Linked DNA regions of Homo sapiens: all the other regions are linked to region 3. A link is a loop called in an ENCODE intact Hi-C map of the cell type or tissue named here. Cell type or tissue: mammary epithelial cell. All regions are shown on one strand. Links, peaks and the distances in the headings refer to the core of each region. The heading gives the core; the rest is flanking DNA.

Region 1 (5,502 bases), core at 406-5,405, 67 kb after region 3:
GAATTTTCAGTAGATGTTTGTTTGTCCCTGGATTGGTTTTTTTTCCTTCTGTTTAGTGAACAGAAACAGATTCCATGCCCTCAGGGTATGGTAGCACCAGCCACTATTAAGAAGCCCAAAGGACAGAACCTGAAGCTTTGACAATGTACTCTAGGGCTGGGGGGAGTTCAAAGGCCAAAGACGTTCAGCACCAGGGAAGCTGGAAGGAGCCAGCAGGGTGGGACCACGGTGATGAGGAAGTGCCTGGGGAGGGAAATTTTGGTGTATACAGCATTCTACTAACAGTCTTTCCACCCTTCCCCCTTTTTCCAGGTTTGGACAGTGCCAATAGGTATGTCTAGGCTTTGTGACTTTTACGTTTTCCCTCTTGAAATGCCCTGCAAGGATGTTACCGAGAAATGCCCTGAATTTCTGAATCATCTTATGGGGCAGAAGAATTGGCCATTTGGAGGATGTTGTTTTATTTTGGGTGTTTTGTCTTGTTCTCCTATTGTAATATGACACACGGGTTCTATCTCAGGTTGCTGTCAGTATTGAGACTGGAAAACTCAGTGTTGCCACCTTTCACAGTATCTACACAGTCTCTTCTCTGGTTAGCATCCTGAGGAAGAACACTGCTCTGAGAAGGCCGCCTTCCTCATTCCAGGGCGGAATCTGTTCACTCATCCAGCCCAGACCCAGCAGGAGCCTCTTTCCTGTGTGTGAGGCTCGGCGCTAGATGCTGGATGTGCAGGGGTGGGCGTAGAGGAGGGCTTAAACCACACGAACGCACATTACCAACTGGGATGCGTCTGTGAGGAAGGACAACAGGAAGGCACTGATTAGAATAGAGGGGCAGGGAAGCCATTTCGGGAACTTGGTATTTGAGCTCAGACCTGTGCAAAGGAATGTTAGCTGGTGAAGAAAAGCTCAGGGAGTGTGCTCCAAACAGCAGGGATAGCATGTACAAGCTGTGAACCAAGAGATGGGCCCATGGGGACCCAGAAGGACGCCAGTGTGGCCGCAGCCTGGTGAATGGCAGGCCAATGTCTGTACGATCAGGAGCTGGCATTCCTGTGGGCCCTCTTGTGGGGCTCAGTTTCATTCTTAAAGTAGTGGAAAAGCTGTTGGAAAATCCTTGGGCTTGAAATGACATAATTTGATTAATGTTTTTAAAAGATCGACTATGGTCGCTGTATAGAAAATAGATTAGAGAGGGCAGAGTGGACACGGGACACCGGTGGCAGAGGTTGAACTACGGAGGCACTAGTAGAGAAGGGAACTGTAGGGAAAGCAGGGCTCTGGGCAGGGTTGTGGGACAGGCAAGTGTCGGGAATGGCTGCTTGTGCTGTGGCTTGGGAAACTGGGCAAACTGCAGAGAAAGATGCTCTTACTTGCCCTTAACTTGTGGGCTTTTGTGATCCCTGGAATCCGTGCTTGTGATGAGTAATATTTGTGAGTAACCAGATGATCATTCTATTCTCCCCTCTCCTCACCCACCCTACCCCCACCCTCACCACCACACAGGTCATTTGTGAGAGAAACAAAAGCCACCAATTCAGATGTCAGGAAAGAGGTGACCAATGTAATCTCAAAGGAGTCGAAGCTGGACAGTCTGGAGGCTGCAGCCAAAAGCAAGAACTGCTCCAGCCCCCAGAGAGGTGGCTCCCCACCCTGGGCTGCAAACAGCCAGCCTCAGCCCCCAAGGGAGTCCAAGCTGGAGTCATGCAAGGACTCGCCCAGAACGGCCCCGCAGACCCCGGTCCTTCAGAAGACTTCCAGCTCCATCACCCTGCAGGCCGCAAGAGTTCAGCCGGAACCAAGAGCACCAGGCCTGGGGGTCCTATCACCTTCTGGAGAAGAGAGGAAGAGGCCAGCTCCTCCCCGTCCAGCCACCTTCCCCACCAGGCAGCCTGGCCTGGGGAGCCAAGATGTTGTGAGCAAGGCTGCTAACAGGAGAATCCCCATGGAGGGCCAGAGGGATTCAGCATTCCCCAAATTTGAGAGCAAGCCCCAAAGCCAGGAGGTCAAGGAAAATCAAACTGTCAAGTTCAGATGTGAAGGTGAGTAGAGGTAATTAGGGTCACCGATTGCCAAAATGTAGCCCCTTGGTGGCCACTCCCTTCCTTCAGCACCCAGCTAGTCTGCATCACCTATATCCACTCATCTTCTTGGACTAGCTCCCCTAGAAAACCACCTTACAAGGGCCTTCCCCTTAGGAGTGACTCATTGTAGAAATGCCCTTTATTCTGGAGAGACCCCTAACAGTAGCCTGTTGTTTGCTCTTGGATAGAGTACTGGCCCTGGCCCTAGTTCTTACCACCCTAGAAGAAACACCCTCATTATCGCCAACATCGAAAAGCAAACCTCATGGTCTCCTCCGCCCTTTCTTCCCCTTGCCTGGCTTTGGCCAACCTGGAGACCTTGCCCATCACGCTGTATTCATCCTCCTCAAGGCCCCTGACTCTCTCAAGAGGTTTCGTCTTGTGGAGTGTGGTTGAGGGTGAGGAAGCAGACTCAGAGGTGGGAGGGCAGCTCCACACCAAACTGAGCCCTTTCCTCCAGCTCACACCTTCCCCACCTACCTCACAATCACAGGGTGCTCTCCAGGGCATAGGGAGCTCACGTTCTTTACCTGGCCCTGTAGTTTCCGGGATTCCAAAGCCTGAAGTGGCCTGGTTCCTGGAAGGCACCCCCGTGAGGAGACAGGAAGGCAGCATTGAGGTTTATGAAGATGCTGGCTCCCATTACCTCTGCCTGCTGAAAGCCCGGACCAGGGACAGTGGGACATACAGCTGCACTGCTTCCAACGCCCAAGGCCAGCTGTCCTGTAGCTGGACCCTCCAAGTGGAAAGTGAGTACACTTCTCCAGGTCACCCCGCATTCTCTGTGGGACAACCATTCATGGGGTGCTTCACCTTCTGCAGATGGTTCATCTCCTATAGCCCCCTGCCTTGGTGCACAGCCCGACAGAAATGTCACCCCCAATCACATGCCAAGGCCAAGTGTGTTGCTCTAGGCCAGTGATTCATAATCAGGAGTTCACATCAGAATCACCTCAAAATAAACATGCATGGCCCCACACCCAGCCCAACTGACAGCTACCTTTCCTAGGTCCCTCAGCTGTTTGAATAGTGCCGTGACTCACGTTTGTAACCACAGAGAACTGAGTGTTCATTAAATATACAGGTTTAGAGTAATGTGAGATGATGTGGGATCCCACATCTTTTATGTTTATTGTACTGTCTGTTTATAAAAGTAATGCATGTTCATTGTGGGGAATTTAAACAATATATAACCTTATGACTCAGAAATAAATTATATTTTAATGTTTTTTATACAAACTTACCATTGTGGTATTTGTATACTGCTTTCTATCCTAATTTGCTCATGTGATATTAACATCTTTTTATACAATTCTTGGAAAGCATGACTTTTAGTAGCCATATAATATTGCATGAAATGGCTGTATCTAATTTAGGTATGCTGTTATTTGTTGAATAATTAAATTGTTTCCATTTTTCACTATTATAACATACCTATGATAAATATTCTTGTACCTGTCTATCTCTATAAAATTTCCCCCTTACTCTAAATGCATATGTAAGCCCCAGGCCCATGCCATACCCTTGAGAAATGCATTAACAAATACCACAAGAGTAGAATCTGCAAATTGCAGGCTGCTGGAAACTGTGGAACAAATAACTTTCACCCATTTTTTTTCCACATACAAATTGCAAGCAAAAAAAAAAAAAAAAAGACAACCTATAGAAAACTTATATTAGAAGGTATATAGTAACATCAACAATTACAATAATTTTTGATAATCTTCTGCCAATCCTGACTGAGATAATCTTTAAAAAGTTTTTATGGGAACATCAAGAGAATTTGGACACTGATAAGATTTAATATAAAGGAATTCGTGGTGTTTTAAGATGTGATGGTGGTCTTGTTACTTTTTTTTTTATAAGTTCATCTGTTTGAGAGATATATCCTGAGTTATTTACTGGTGAAATGATATGGCTTTTTATATTTGACTTAGAAATAATTCATGTTTGGGGAGCACTGGCAGGGATATCAATGAAATAATATTGATATAAATGAAAGTTGAGAGATGGGTACATAGGAATTCACTACACTGCTTTGTCTACTTTTGTGTGTGTTTGAAAATTTTCAAAATGCACATTTCCAAAAGAAAAAAAGAGTTAGTGATGTATCCATATAGTAGAATGCCAGACAACATCCTGTAGACTGATGCTAAAACATGTTCAAGATGCACTAGGAAGGGAGAGGAGCAAAGTACAGGCTCATGTGTAAATGGAAGAAAAGATCTGTGTACACACATGCAAAAGATGCCTGTGTGTGCACAAATCATTTCTGGAAGAGCACAAAAGTCCCTCTAGGAAGGGGAAACTAGGGGTTCACAGGAAGGAATGGGGCATCTTACTTTTCACTGTATACTGTTGATTCACTGGGATTTTAACTGTTGTTTAACTGGGATTTTTACTATCCTCGTGAATTCCTTTACAAGAAATATTATCCATGCCATTTGCAGGTGGGAGTGCTGGTAGGCAGAGTTCACAGGTCTAGGAGATCAAGCCTCATCATCCAGGCCAGGTCTCTATCCCTGCGCAGGGGACAGAAATATGGTGTCAGGTCCACCACAGATTAATGGCGTATCCAGAGGGCCTAGATTCTCCTGTGGCTTCTTCTGCTGTGAATTCATCTAAGTCTCACAGAAGACTATTTTTAGCCTGTTCGCGTCATGGGGTAATACATCTCAGGTTGATTCCCTATCTTGTTGTGTTTTGTGTGACAGCTTTATTGAGATATAATTCACATAACATAAAAAGCACCCTTTTAAAGTACACAATTCAGTGGTTTTTAATATATTCACAGAGTTGTGTGGCCATCACCATCATCTGATTTCAGAACATTTTCACTACCCCTCCCAAAAAAATCCTACCCATTAGCTGTCACTCCCTGTTCTCCCATCCCCACAACCCCTGATAGCCACTAATATACTTTTTGTCTCTATGGGTTTTCCTCTTCTGAACATTTGATGTTAAATGGAATCATTCAATATGTGGCCTTTTGTGTCTGGCTTCTTTCTCTTAGCTTAATGTTTTCAGGGTTCATCTGTGTTGTAGCAGGTGTTAGTACTTCATTCATCCATGTGGCTGAATCATATTGCATTGTATGGGTATAGCATACAGTGTTTTGTTTATCCACGCATCACTTAAGGTCCATGTGGTTGTTTCTACTTTTTAGCTATGGTGAAAAGTGTTGCTATGCACATTTATGTATGAGTTGTTTTCAATACCTGTTTTCAATTTTGATGTTTAGACCACATATATTGTTGGGTCATAAGGTAATTCTGGATTTAACCCTCTGAGGAACTAACAAACTGTTTTTCACCATTTTACATTCTTCTAGCAATGTACAAGTGTTGCAGTTTTTCCACATTCTCACCAATACTTGTTATTTTCTTGCTTGCTTGCTTGGTTTCTTGCTTTTTTTAAA
Region 2 (5,502 bases), core at 129-5,128, 76 kb after region 3:
AAGCAGGAAGGAGCTCTCCAGAGGCTCGAGGGCAGCAAAAGCCAAGGCAAAGCAGGAGGCACCTGAGTCACAGAGGAGAGAAGGCAGGCCCAGGTTCTAAGCACCCCAGGGCTAGGGTGTTTTGTGACTGTGAAAAAGCCCCTGCGGGTGACTCTGCTTCAGGCTCCATGTCCCTACATCACTGGTGCTGCCTGTTTCTTAAGCATGAAGAGAGAGAAGCCAAAGGCAGGCTGCCGAGGGTACCCAGGTGTCCAGGACAGTGAGGCGTGCCTGGGAGGCTGGGGTGACTGCAGGCATCACCAGAGTGGGCAAGCTGTGATCTGAGCTGACCTGTCCTTTTCCCTCACAGGGCTTGCCGTGATGGAGGTGGCCCCCTCCTTCTCCAGTGTCCTGAAGGACTGCGCTGTTATTGAGGGCCAGGATTTTGTGCTGCAGTGCTCCGTACGGGGGACCCCAGTGCCCCGGATCACTTGGCTGCTGAATGGTGAGTTCCCCCTGCCCCAGCTCTCTGCTCCCATCCCCTGGGCCCTTTGGCGCTGCCTGAATTCTCACTTATCCCTCTGAGCCATTTATGCCTTGGACATCCTGGTGGTATGAGAAGGAAGCACAGGGCACAAAGAGAGCACGGGCACTGGGATCCTGCTCCCGACTGGCTGAGCAAGTTACTACTCCTGTCTGAGCCTTGAGTTCTCCATCTACATGGCAGGAATCATGCTGCCTATGTGCAGGGTGGTGGTTGTGAAATTAAATTAGATTATTTCTATAAAGTGGTTAATGAGATGCCTGACACATAGGGGCATGAGCAGTTGGATTTCTTTTCTTATGGCCAAACTCATAGTAGGCCCTCAATTAATATTTATTGAGTCAATAAATGAACAAATAAATGAATAAACTAATGAACCACTCTCAAAGTCGCATGAGGGATCTTACCTTTTATTTAGTGGCAGGTGGTTCTGGGACTCACAGACCAGTTATTCTTTTTAAACTGATAGTCCTATAGAGACTCGCCAACTCTTTTTTTTGTCAAGTAAGGTCCTTTAAAAAATTATTTGCCGTATATTATCACCCTTTTCTTTTTAAAGGACCATTTAATTTCAACAGTGTGGGAGAACTCTGACTTTAGAAGACTGAGAACTGTCCATTAAACTGATAAGATGGAGCAGGGACTACTGTGGGGATCCCCAGGGAGGGTGAAAGAGCCCCTGCTGAGAGTCAGGAGACACAGGCACTTGTCCTTCTCCACCACTGAGTGGTCGGGTGACCTTGGACACTTCACCCCTCGGGGTACCAGCTTCTTTATCTATGAGAAGATAGGGTGGAAAAGAAGGTTTGGGATCTCAGCTCACTCTCATACCTAATAGAATACACTCCTTAAGACAGCAGTGGGCCAGGTGTGGTGGCTCATGCCTGTAATCCGCACTTTGGGAGGCTGAGGTGGGTGGATCACCTGAGGTCAGGAGTTCGAGACCAGCCTGGCCAACATGATGAGACCCCCATCTCTACTAAAAATACAAAACTTAGCCGAACATGGTGCCAGGTGCCTGTAATCCCAGCTACTCCGGAGGCTAGGCAGGAGAATCGCTTGAACCCAGAAGCCAGAGGTTGCAGTGAGCCGAGATTGCGCCATTGCACTCCAGCCTGGGTGACAAGAGCAAAACTCCAATAAATAAATAAATAAATAAATGAAAGAGCGAGCAAGCGAGCGAGCAGTGGTCCCCAACACTTATGCACCAAATAGTCCCCATTTGTGTCTGCGTCATTGATGTATTGCCTGTGAACCTTCCTTGTTGGTGTAGTTTGCTCAGGCTTTGCTAGAAGCTGTCTTTAGTGAGTAAGAGGAAGTGCCATCTAGTCTTCCTACATGTAGTGTTCTTGGGTAGGTAAGTGAGAATTGAGGTCTGCCTTCCCTCCCAGCCCTTAGCAAAGGACAGAAGTCCTATTGGATCCAGTGATTGACTTCAAGGAGGCAGCCTCCTTGTGGCTGGAATGCAATATGGGCGTTAAGGACTAATAACGGAGTCTAGACTAAGTATCAACAAACATTTTCTATAAAGGGCCAGGTAGTAGCTATTTTCAGCTTTTCAGGCCATACAGCCTCTTTAACAACTCTCAACTCTGCTGTTGTGGTATAAAAGCAGCCATAGGAGGCTGGGCGCAGTGGCCCACTCCTGTAATCCCAGCACTCTGGGAGGCCAAGGCAGGTGGATTGCCTGAGCTCAGGAGTTCAAGACCAGCCTGGCCAACACAGTGAACCTGTCTCTACAAAAAAAAAAAAAAAAAAAAAAAAAGCAAAACTTAGCCAGGCTTAGCAAAACTTAGCCACTGCACTCCAACCTGGGTAATAAGAGTGAGACCCTGTCTCAAAAAGTAAAAGAATAGACAATACATAAGCCATAGACAATAAGTGAAAGAACGAGTGTGGCTATGTTGCAGTAAAACTTTATGAATACTGAAATGTGAGTTTCACATAATTTTTACATATCATGAGATATATTAATTACCTTTATATTTTTCGGCCATTTAAAATATGTAAAAACTATTCTTAGCTTGCAGGCGCTACAAAAACAAGCTGCAATTAGCATTCTGCCCAGGAGCCATAGCTTGCTGTCTCCTAGTTTATACATCACTCAAGACGGTGTTTTCTCAGCGACTCTTAGCGTTTCCACACCCATTCCACTAGAGGGCGATCATGCTCAAGTTGGGTTTCCTTGGCTGCTAACTTTAGTTTAACCCAGCCTCCGAGCTGGGAGAGCCTAATGTCTCCCAATTCTGATGTGCCCTGAGCCAACAGCTCCTTTCTGGGGCCTCCATCCCATCCCATGTTTGTGGGGCCACAGTGAGTTACGTTCCAGTTAAAGGAGAGCTCTCAAAAGGCTTGTCAGCACATGTTTGGACAGAAGAGACACATTGGCGGCAGTCAGGGAATACACTGGTATTGTCAAGGAAGAGAGGTTTGGAGGGTACCATTGTGACAAAAAGTAAAAACAAAGAGCAGTGCTCACTTCTCTCAGTGGCAGGATCCAGGCCCCTGCCTTTCCCAGCCCTCGGCCCCACTTTTATGAAATGCAATAGGTTGAGAGGAATCTTCCCCTCTAGTCCTATGATGTGCTTGCTGGTCTCTTTGCCAAACTGTCATGGAGACATGAAGTGTTGCTATGTGCAGAAGAAAACACTGCATTGCAGGGAGACGACTTCTTTCTGTACTGTCTCCCTTCCCCACTGGCCGACCCCAATTTTATGAAGTGCAAACCAGGACCCTGGGGCCTGGCAAGGGAAGAAACTGACAGTTGCTTCCTATATGGCAGCTGGACACATTCCTGCTCCGAGGACAGACTCTTCAGTAATGAGATTTTTTTTTTCCTGGAAATGAAAAGTCACATCCCAGAATGATAAACTCCCAGGAACATAGAGCATTAAGGAAACCACTGAAGCTCATTGCATGCACTCCTGTCTCCATGCAGGACTTTATGTTACCTGGAACATGTCACATGTAAGGGACTCTGGAAAAAAGGAGCCGAGTCATTTTTAGTTCCCTATATTTATCTTTTCTGTGAACCCTAAAATACACCTAATTGCATAGAAGAAACGCACCTAACTGCAACAGTGGGTGGGGGATGCAGAATTGCTTTTTGATAAATATCTACAGTGGAAAATTGAATCGTTGTTTCTGGAGACATCTAAGTGGAGCTGGGCACCCCATGTTCAGCCTGGGAAAGCTCCGTTTTGCCTGAGGCTGGGCTATGGGCCAGATGACCGTGTAAAAGTCTCTCCAGGCTCAGAATTCTGTGAAGTTGAGGATGTGGATTTGGAGACTGTTTAACACAGAATGCCCAAAACTCTGTCCCTTTCCCTCCTGCATTTTTAATTCCTCCAGATTCTCCCTCCCCCATCCCTCTAGGCCCCGTCTTCCTCCTCCACCACACAATTACTCCCTTTCCTTCATCTCCTTAGCCCCTGGCTCTTTCTCCAGCCCATAAGCCTCTGTCCAGCTGGCTGGAGATGTGCATGGTACATCATTAGCCCTCAGTGGATCTGAGCAAGCATGACAAGTCTCAGCGTCATGACAGCAGCAGCCCTGCTGAGGACAGGGCTCCCGTCCCTACTGCCAGTGCTGCCTGGCCTGAGCCTTCCTGTGCTTCCTCCACAGGGCAGCCCATCCAGTACGCTCGCTCCACCTGCGAGGCCGGCGTGGCTGAGCTCCACATCCAGGATGCCCTGCCGGAGGACCATGGCACCTACACCTGCCTAGCTGAGAATGCCTTGGGGCAGGTGTCCTGCAGCGCCTGGGTCACCGTCCATGGTAGGAGCCTCTGGGCACCTGGGTAGAAGCACCTTTCCTGCAGGCACTTCTGCTTTGGAGGAAGGGCACATTTGTAGAAAATGGTATCATGAGCTCAAATCCAGGGAGCAGAGGTGCACATGGCACTACTCCACACCACTGGCAGCGGCAGGTGCCGTGACAGAGGAGTGGCTGCTGCAACCTCTTAGGGACAGAGGAGAGGGTCCTTAAAAAGTGCTGCACCTGCAGGTAGGAAGTGAGGGAGATGACCTCCAGGAGTTCACAGCGACAAGGGTGTCATCAGAGGTGGCCTTTTCCTCACCCCCTCACTCCACTGGGGCCATGGAAAGGTATGGGGGAAAGAGATAGGGCTCCCTTAGCTCCAGAAGCTCCAGGTCTGGTCAGAAGAAAACCTCGCACACTACAAAAGGACTTGGGAGAGCACTCACGTATTCCCTGAACAGTCAGTGGCCTCCCAGTGACCCCTTACATGCTGGGGGACCCTGGGTCACAGCGTGCACACTGAGGCTTCCAGAGGGTCACAGGTTGTCCCCTTTCTGCCCCCCTTCTACTCACGGGCCCAGGCTTGTTTTTACACATCAGCAGCCTGGTCTCCAGTAATCTGATTATCATGGTCATCCATTCATCAGCCAAGCACTTAGTCCCCGGGAACTGCAGGGAGCCTCAGACTCAAGACAGATCTGTCTGGGCTGTGGTATCAGCAGGCCTGGTGACAGTTCCCGTGGAAGTGCTTCTTGGGTCCAGGGCTTTCAGGTAAGCCTGATCCCACCATCACCCTGAGCCTATGCCCCCGGCTCCTGTGCATGACTGGGTCCTCTGGTGCTAGCACTGAGTGCAGCGTGACTGGTCTCCCATCAGACAAGCAGGAGGATACATCTCTCCATTCCCCGGGGCTCAGGCCTGTCAGGAACATCTCCGTGTTGTATGAGTAGCCACTGTCTGGGAGGCTGCAGGAGGAAGTTTCGCAGAAAAGGAAAGGGGAAGAAACATTTGTGGCTTACTGTGTTAAATACTTTCACCTCACCCGTATTCTCTCACTGAGACCTCAGTAGCCTAGGGGACAAGGATGCTGTCCTGATTTCAGACAGAAGGCTCTGGAAGTCTCGGGAATTGAATGTAACTTGCCTAAGCGCATCACGTTAGTCTGCAAAGCTGCACCCTGGAGCCCACAGCCTGTGACTTTCAAGTCTGTGCTCATTCCT
Region 3 (5,502 bases), core at 276-5,275:
ACAGTGGTGGTAGGAGTTCAATAAGTATACTTGATACCCCAAACTTAATCCTGAGGGGGTGAAACCTAAGAATGAAGTGAGTGAACTTTAGGATTATAGCTGGAGTGTGCATTCCGCTAATTTAGTTATAAGCAGGGCTCTGGTTCTGGCTTTAATTACTTTTGCATATGACTTGTATCGCAGAAAACTTCTCTCAGCCTGTTCCCATCAAATCCCAAATAAAGCAAGAATTCCAGCAGGAAGAAAACAACTCCAGGAGACCAGGCCTTGCTCCTTCACACTGTGCGTGAGGTTAGGTGTGTGGATTTGATTAGATCTGTGTGCCTGTGTCTGTGTGTGTGTTGTTGTTGTCGTTGTCCCCTTTTAAGAAAATTTAAAAATAACTTTCTGCCAAAGATGTGGGCACCAGGGTTGTGTTGCTGAGCAGAAATGCTCCTCCCACCCGTGGTCTGCTGCTCTGCTGATGTGGCCCAGCTGATGTGGGCAGCTTGTCTGCCTGCAGAAGCTCAGCCCCTCCTTTAATGTGTCTTCCAAGAGGAAAGGCCCAGGAAGCCATGGGGAGGGAGAGGCTGCCTGGTGGCTCAGGGAAGAACTCAGCTGTTGGGACAAGAGTGGGCTGGCTTTGCCTGCTTTCATGTGGGAACCCAGGGACCTGGATCCAAGTCACTCAAGGATGCCAGCAGGAAACCCTGAGATTGTACCCCGGGCAGGCTGTGATTGTGCCCATTTCACAGCTGGGAAGACTGAGAAACAAAGAGTAGAAAGGATGCAAATCAGAACTATCATGAGGTACCATCTGACATCAGTCAGAATGGCTTTTGTTTAAAAGTCCAAAATAACAAATGTTGGCAAGGCTGTGGAGAAAAAAAGAAAGACACTTATACATTATTACATGGTGAGAGTGTAAATTAGTCCAGCCACTGGGGCAGTTTGGAGATTCCTCAAAGAACTAGGAGTTGAACTACCGTTAGACCCAGCAATCTCATTACTGGGTATATAGTCAAAGAAAGATAAATCATTCTATCATAAGGACACATACATCTGTATGTTCTTCACAGTGCTATTCCCAATAGCAAAGACATGGAATCAAACTAGGTGCCTATCAATGGTGGAGCAGATAAAGAAAATGTGGCACATATACACCATAGACTATTATGCAGCCATAAAAAAGAATGAAATCATGTCCTTTGCAGCAACATGGGTATAGCTGGAGGCCATTATCCTAAGCAAACTAACACAGAAACAGAAAAACAAATACCACATGTTCTCACTTGTAAGTGGAAGCTAAACATGAGGTATACATGAACATAAAAACAGAACAATAGACACTCTAGGGATTGCTAGAGGAGGGAAAAGGGAGGGGAGCAAGGGCTGAAAAACTATCTGTTGGGTACTATGCTCCCTACCTGGGTGATGGGTTTAATCATACCCCAAGCCTCAGTATCATGTAATCTACCTTTGTAATAAACCTGCACATGTACTCCCTTACTCTAGAATAAAAGTTTTTTTTAAAGGGAAAATAAAGTAAAAGTTAAAAAATAAAGAAGACCACTTTTCCCTTTCTCCTTGTGTATTTTAAGAAGGACAGAAATGAGAGTAGATGGTAACAGAGAGAGTAGGGAGATAGGCTAATGTGGTGGTTCTCAAAATGTGCCCTGGATGTCCCTGAGACTCTTCCAGGGTCCCTTGAGGTCCAAGTTATTTTTGTAAGAAAACATCATTTACTTTATTTCACTCTCATTCTCTTTCAAGCGTACAGTGGAGTTTTCTAGTAGCTGTGATGTCACAATAGATTGGATGCAAAAGCAGATATGAAAATTTAGCTGTTTTCTACTAGCCAGACATTAATTTGCAAAAAGGAGCAACTCTTCTCATTAAATTCTTTTTTGTCTTAGAAAATATATTTTTCTCTTAAAATGTTATTTATGTTAGCCTATAATGGGCTTATTGATGTTTTAAAATGAATTAATATTTCCCAGTTTTAATTTCCAATACTGTAAATATTGACAGCAGTAACTCACAAACAAAAGCTCTCTGGGGGCCCTCAATAATTTTTAGAAGCATAATGGGGCCCACCCTGAGACAAAAATGTTTGAGAACTACTGGGAAAGCAGGTAGGGGGTCTCCTAGGTGTTAAAAGAATACCAGCTCTTCAAGAATCAGATATGAATCAAGGGAAAACTTAAATTCATGTCATTGCCGATTCGGATGTCCACAGTCTGCCCCAAGGTGTGAGTTGCATAGGATGTTCCTTTGGAACTATGAAAATACCTTCTCTTGCTGGAGGAAAAGGTCTGGACAGGGCATCACCTTGCTGCCTCATTTTAGAGGAGTGCTCCAAGGATCATTCCTGAAGCTCTCCAGGGCTCTGGACCAACGAGGCAAAGTCGTGCTCAACATGAACACAGTCTGTGGAGTCTGGGCCTCATCAGTGCAGTTCCTTATGAGAAACACAGCACAGGAGTTCTCCATCCATCTGCTTGCTGGGCTTGCATCCTGCTCTAGGGATCATAAACAGGGCTTCTTCAGCTTAGGGAAGAAAGAGCTGGGTCTCAGGAGGAAATATCTTATGATCCCTGGGTGGTAATCCCAGGCCAGATGTGCCAAGGGGTTGGAGTGGTGTTCCAGGCCAGATGTGGAATTGGGAGAGTGCCCAGCCCCTCCGAGGACTCAGCTCTCTGCTTGACAGGGTCCTCCCTTTGCTCCACACTCAGATTAGAATCTGCAGCTCTGAACAAGTAAAAATAAAAACCTGTGAGCTTCCACCCCTGGCTCCCCCAGGACTCCATTGAGAGCCTCTGCAGTGGCAGCCAGAGGTTTCAAAGGTCACCCCAGCTGGGCGGATTAGAACAACAGATCTCCCGGACCGGGTGAAGTTGGCTGCTCAGCGGAAGGCAAATTGCACCATCTGCGAGCAGAGTCAGAACAAAAGCCCCTTAACTTTTTCGGTCTGGCCCTGGGCTCTGTGGCGCCCGGCACTCCTTCGGTCTCCATTCTTGGCTGGACCTTGGACAGGAACCTCTGCAGTACGGTGGTGGTGAAGTGTGGCTGCCTCGCATCCTGACTCATGTGAGAGCTGCCGAGGAAGAAGCTGCGGTAAGGTGTGTCCCGTTCACTGGTGTGTGGTCCTGCCCAGCTTTGCTCCGGTAGGTCATAGCAAGTCAGCCTGGCACAGCCGAGGAGCAGCGCACTCCGGAATTAGGAGTGATTAGAGAACTTGTCAGGATTTGAGTGCATTGCAGAGAGGATTAAGGTGGGAGAGGGAGCTGTCAGTGCCTGGGGCATTTGCACGTGGGTGGTTTTGCTGCCTCTGATGTGTGCTGTTGTTGGAGGTAGGGTTCACGGTAGACTGCGGAGCCTGCTTGGGAGCCCCTCCCTCTAGGGAAGGTATGATATTTCCAAGATGCCCGGCAAACTGACCAGGTGCTTCAAGACAATGATCATTTAAAATGTATACACTTTGGGTAGGGAAGGGGATAACTGGTTTCTCTAAACTTGTTCTGTGGTATTACTTGAGCCCTGATTTTTTAAACTTTTTTTCTGAGTCATTTGCCTTATAGTTACAATCTCTTTTCGCTGTAGTTGAAAGTGTTCCTTTCTGGGTTCAAGAGACAATTTAAAGTGCTTTTGATCAAATTAAAGTCCAGTTAACTCAATGCTGCTTCAAATAGTTAATAAATTATGTTACTTGTGAAAGCCTCATTTAGAGGTGGGCGTTGGCCCAAGCATCAGGGGGTGAGGGGTGAGGGGTAAGGGGGGTAAGGGGGAGTTTCCAGCTCTTGAACCACTGCTCTTTTTGACCCTCTCCCCTGTTTTTTCTTCTTACTTCTCTGTGTTTCCCCTTTGATCTGTGTTTAGCTTGTATTGAATAAGACCCCCTAGCTGGGTGTGTTTGATTCTAGCCACTGAGCATTGCTCTGCATTAGAGAAATTATTGTAGAAATCACCCAACCTCTCTGGTTTTCTTGATTGGAATATAGTCCACAGGCTTGACAAGGGATTAGAGAGGAACGAGGTTTGGTCTAATTTACTTTATTATTAATTTTTTTTCTGATAGAGCATTCCACATATGTCAGTAACCATTAATTGTGTGGCAGAGATCTGTTTATGCTGATGATGGCAGTGGGTGGGGCGATGGGCTGAGGGTGAGCAGAGCTGTTTGGTGTGGCTGGGCTCTGGTCCTGTCCGCATGGTAGTTGAGTAACTCTCCCCCACAAAAGCACTTTGCAAGGGACTAGATGTTCCCTTGCTGTATTGATTTGCGTGTTCCTTTTCTAACCTGAAGCCAGACCTCTCCTAGGGATGGATGACTCCTGTCTAATGTGCTGTTGAGATCAAGCAGGTGCCTTTTGATGAGAACATCTGGGGCCTTCAGGAGATTTCCATGGGCCTCTGATTTTAGATCAAGAGGACTTGCACAGAGGGTCCTGAGCCACTCCTACCTTCCAGGAGGATCTCACCACTCCTAGCTTCCAGCTCCCCTGAAAGCAAAGGTAGAGAAGAGTCTTGTGTCTTCAAAGCCAGGCCTGACAGCAGAAGGGGGAGGCACATGCTCTGCCCCTCTTCCTCTGTACAACTCCCAACCCTCTGCCTATTGCATCTCTCATTACTGGGGATGGCAAGAAATACCTCATTTGAGATGTGGGGGCCTCCGAGAAGCCAGCAGATTTTGACTTTGTAATCAGACCTTGATTTGGTTTTCACTTTTTAGCTGTGTGACCTTAGACAAGAGTAGTTGGCTTTCTAAGCCTCTATGTCTTCATTTGTGAAGGGGTGATCATTAGAACTGCTCTTTCTGATTGAGATGGGTGCCCAGCATGATGTCAGCACGTACACCTTGCTTATTAAATGGTGCTGCTAGTACAGACACAAAGGTGCTGCGGGAAGCTGCCCATGGGCCTCAGGCCCTCCTCCCCACCTTCCCAGGGAATTCTGCCATCTGCTTCCTGCTACTGTTTTCCAGTCATCTCACTCATAGACCCTTGCCTGAAGATATCTGGGGCTTCTTGCTGTCTTTGGTGAAAGGGTCTATATCTATATTCAGGGTGGAGAGACGGGCATCCCTTTGGGAACTGGATGATAATGATGTTGACAGCCACTGCTATTGAATGCCTTTTATGCTATATTATGGGTGTTACATACACTCTCGTTCAAACCTTCCCTTCAACTTTATGAGGCTGATATGATCATTCCATTTGACAGAGAAAGAGACTGAAGCCAAGAGGGTTGGAGCACCTTGCCCAGCTCACAGCTGGAAAGTGGCCGTGTCCCCGGGTTTGTGGCAGGGTCACAAAAGTCTGATCCTCATGATACCTGTCCCCACCTTCATCCCAAGTCTCTACCCGGTCCTGGCTGCACAGTGTATCATCACTTCACCTCTGTGGCAGAGGAGGAGGGCACAGGGAGCAGTGTTCTTACTGGGGTGTGGTCCTGGGTAGCTATGTGGGATATCAGATGATGCCCATTCCTTCCGCAGCCCTGTGTTTCTACGGTCGCCACACA

The links. Hi-C counts contacts between places; a loop is a spot of excess contacts. Peaks named below come from ENCODE experiments on the same cell type or tissue, not always from the same donor. Only the 100,000 strongest peaks of a DNase experiment are listed, where the experiment ranks them.
Region 1: it touches region 3 in a loop (3-fold over the local background); 4 of 110 quality-filtered maps call a loop at or near these places.
Region 2: a loop joins it to region 3, with 6 times the contacts of the local background. A loop is called at or near these places in 3 of 110 quality-filtered maps.

What each region holds. Positions count from the first base shown.
Region 1 is chr3:123,730,227-123,735,728 of GRCh38, reverse strand. It overlaps MYLK (myosin light chain kinase), which reads left to right. Exons shown (of 34, transcript NM_053025.4): 9 at 313-331; 10 at 1,507-2,042; 11 at 2,627-2,833. Among named protein-coding and RNA genes, the nearest start is that of MYLK-AS2, 43 kb to the right of the region's middle. In mammary epithelial cell, for the core only: no CTCF peak of the experiment used is centred there; DNase peaks (open chromatin) are centred at 1,418, 2,188 and 3,078; H3K27ac peaks cover 2,957 bases.
Region 2 is chr3:123,720,926-123,726,427 of GRCh38, reverse strand. It overlaps MYLK (myosin light chain kinase), which reads left to right. Exons shown (of 34, transcript NM_053025.4): 12 at 350-484; 13 at 4,148-4,300. Among named protein-coding and RNA genes, the nearest start is that of MYLK-AS2, 34 kb to the right of the region's middle. In mammary epithelial cell, for the core only: CTCF peaks have their summits at 554, 1,967 (motif pointing left) and 2,676 (motif pointing right); a DNase peak (open chromatin) is centred at 2,687.
Region 3 is chr3:123,797,432-123,802,933 of GRCh38, reverse strand. The region is part of intron 3 of MYLK (myosin light chain kinase); the gene reads left to right. Among named protein-coding and RNA genes, the nearest start is that of MYLK, 84 kb to the left of the region's middle. In mammary epithelial cell, for the core only: no CTCF peak of the experiment used is centred there; a DNase peak (open chromatin) is centred at 3,133; H3K4me3 peaks cover 562 bases; H3K27ac peaks cover 1,259 bases.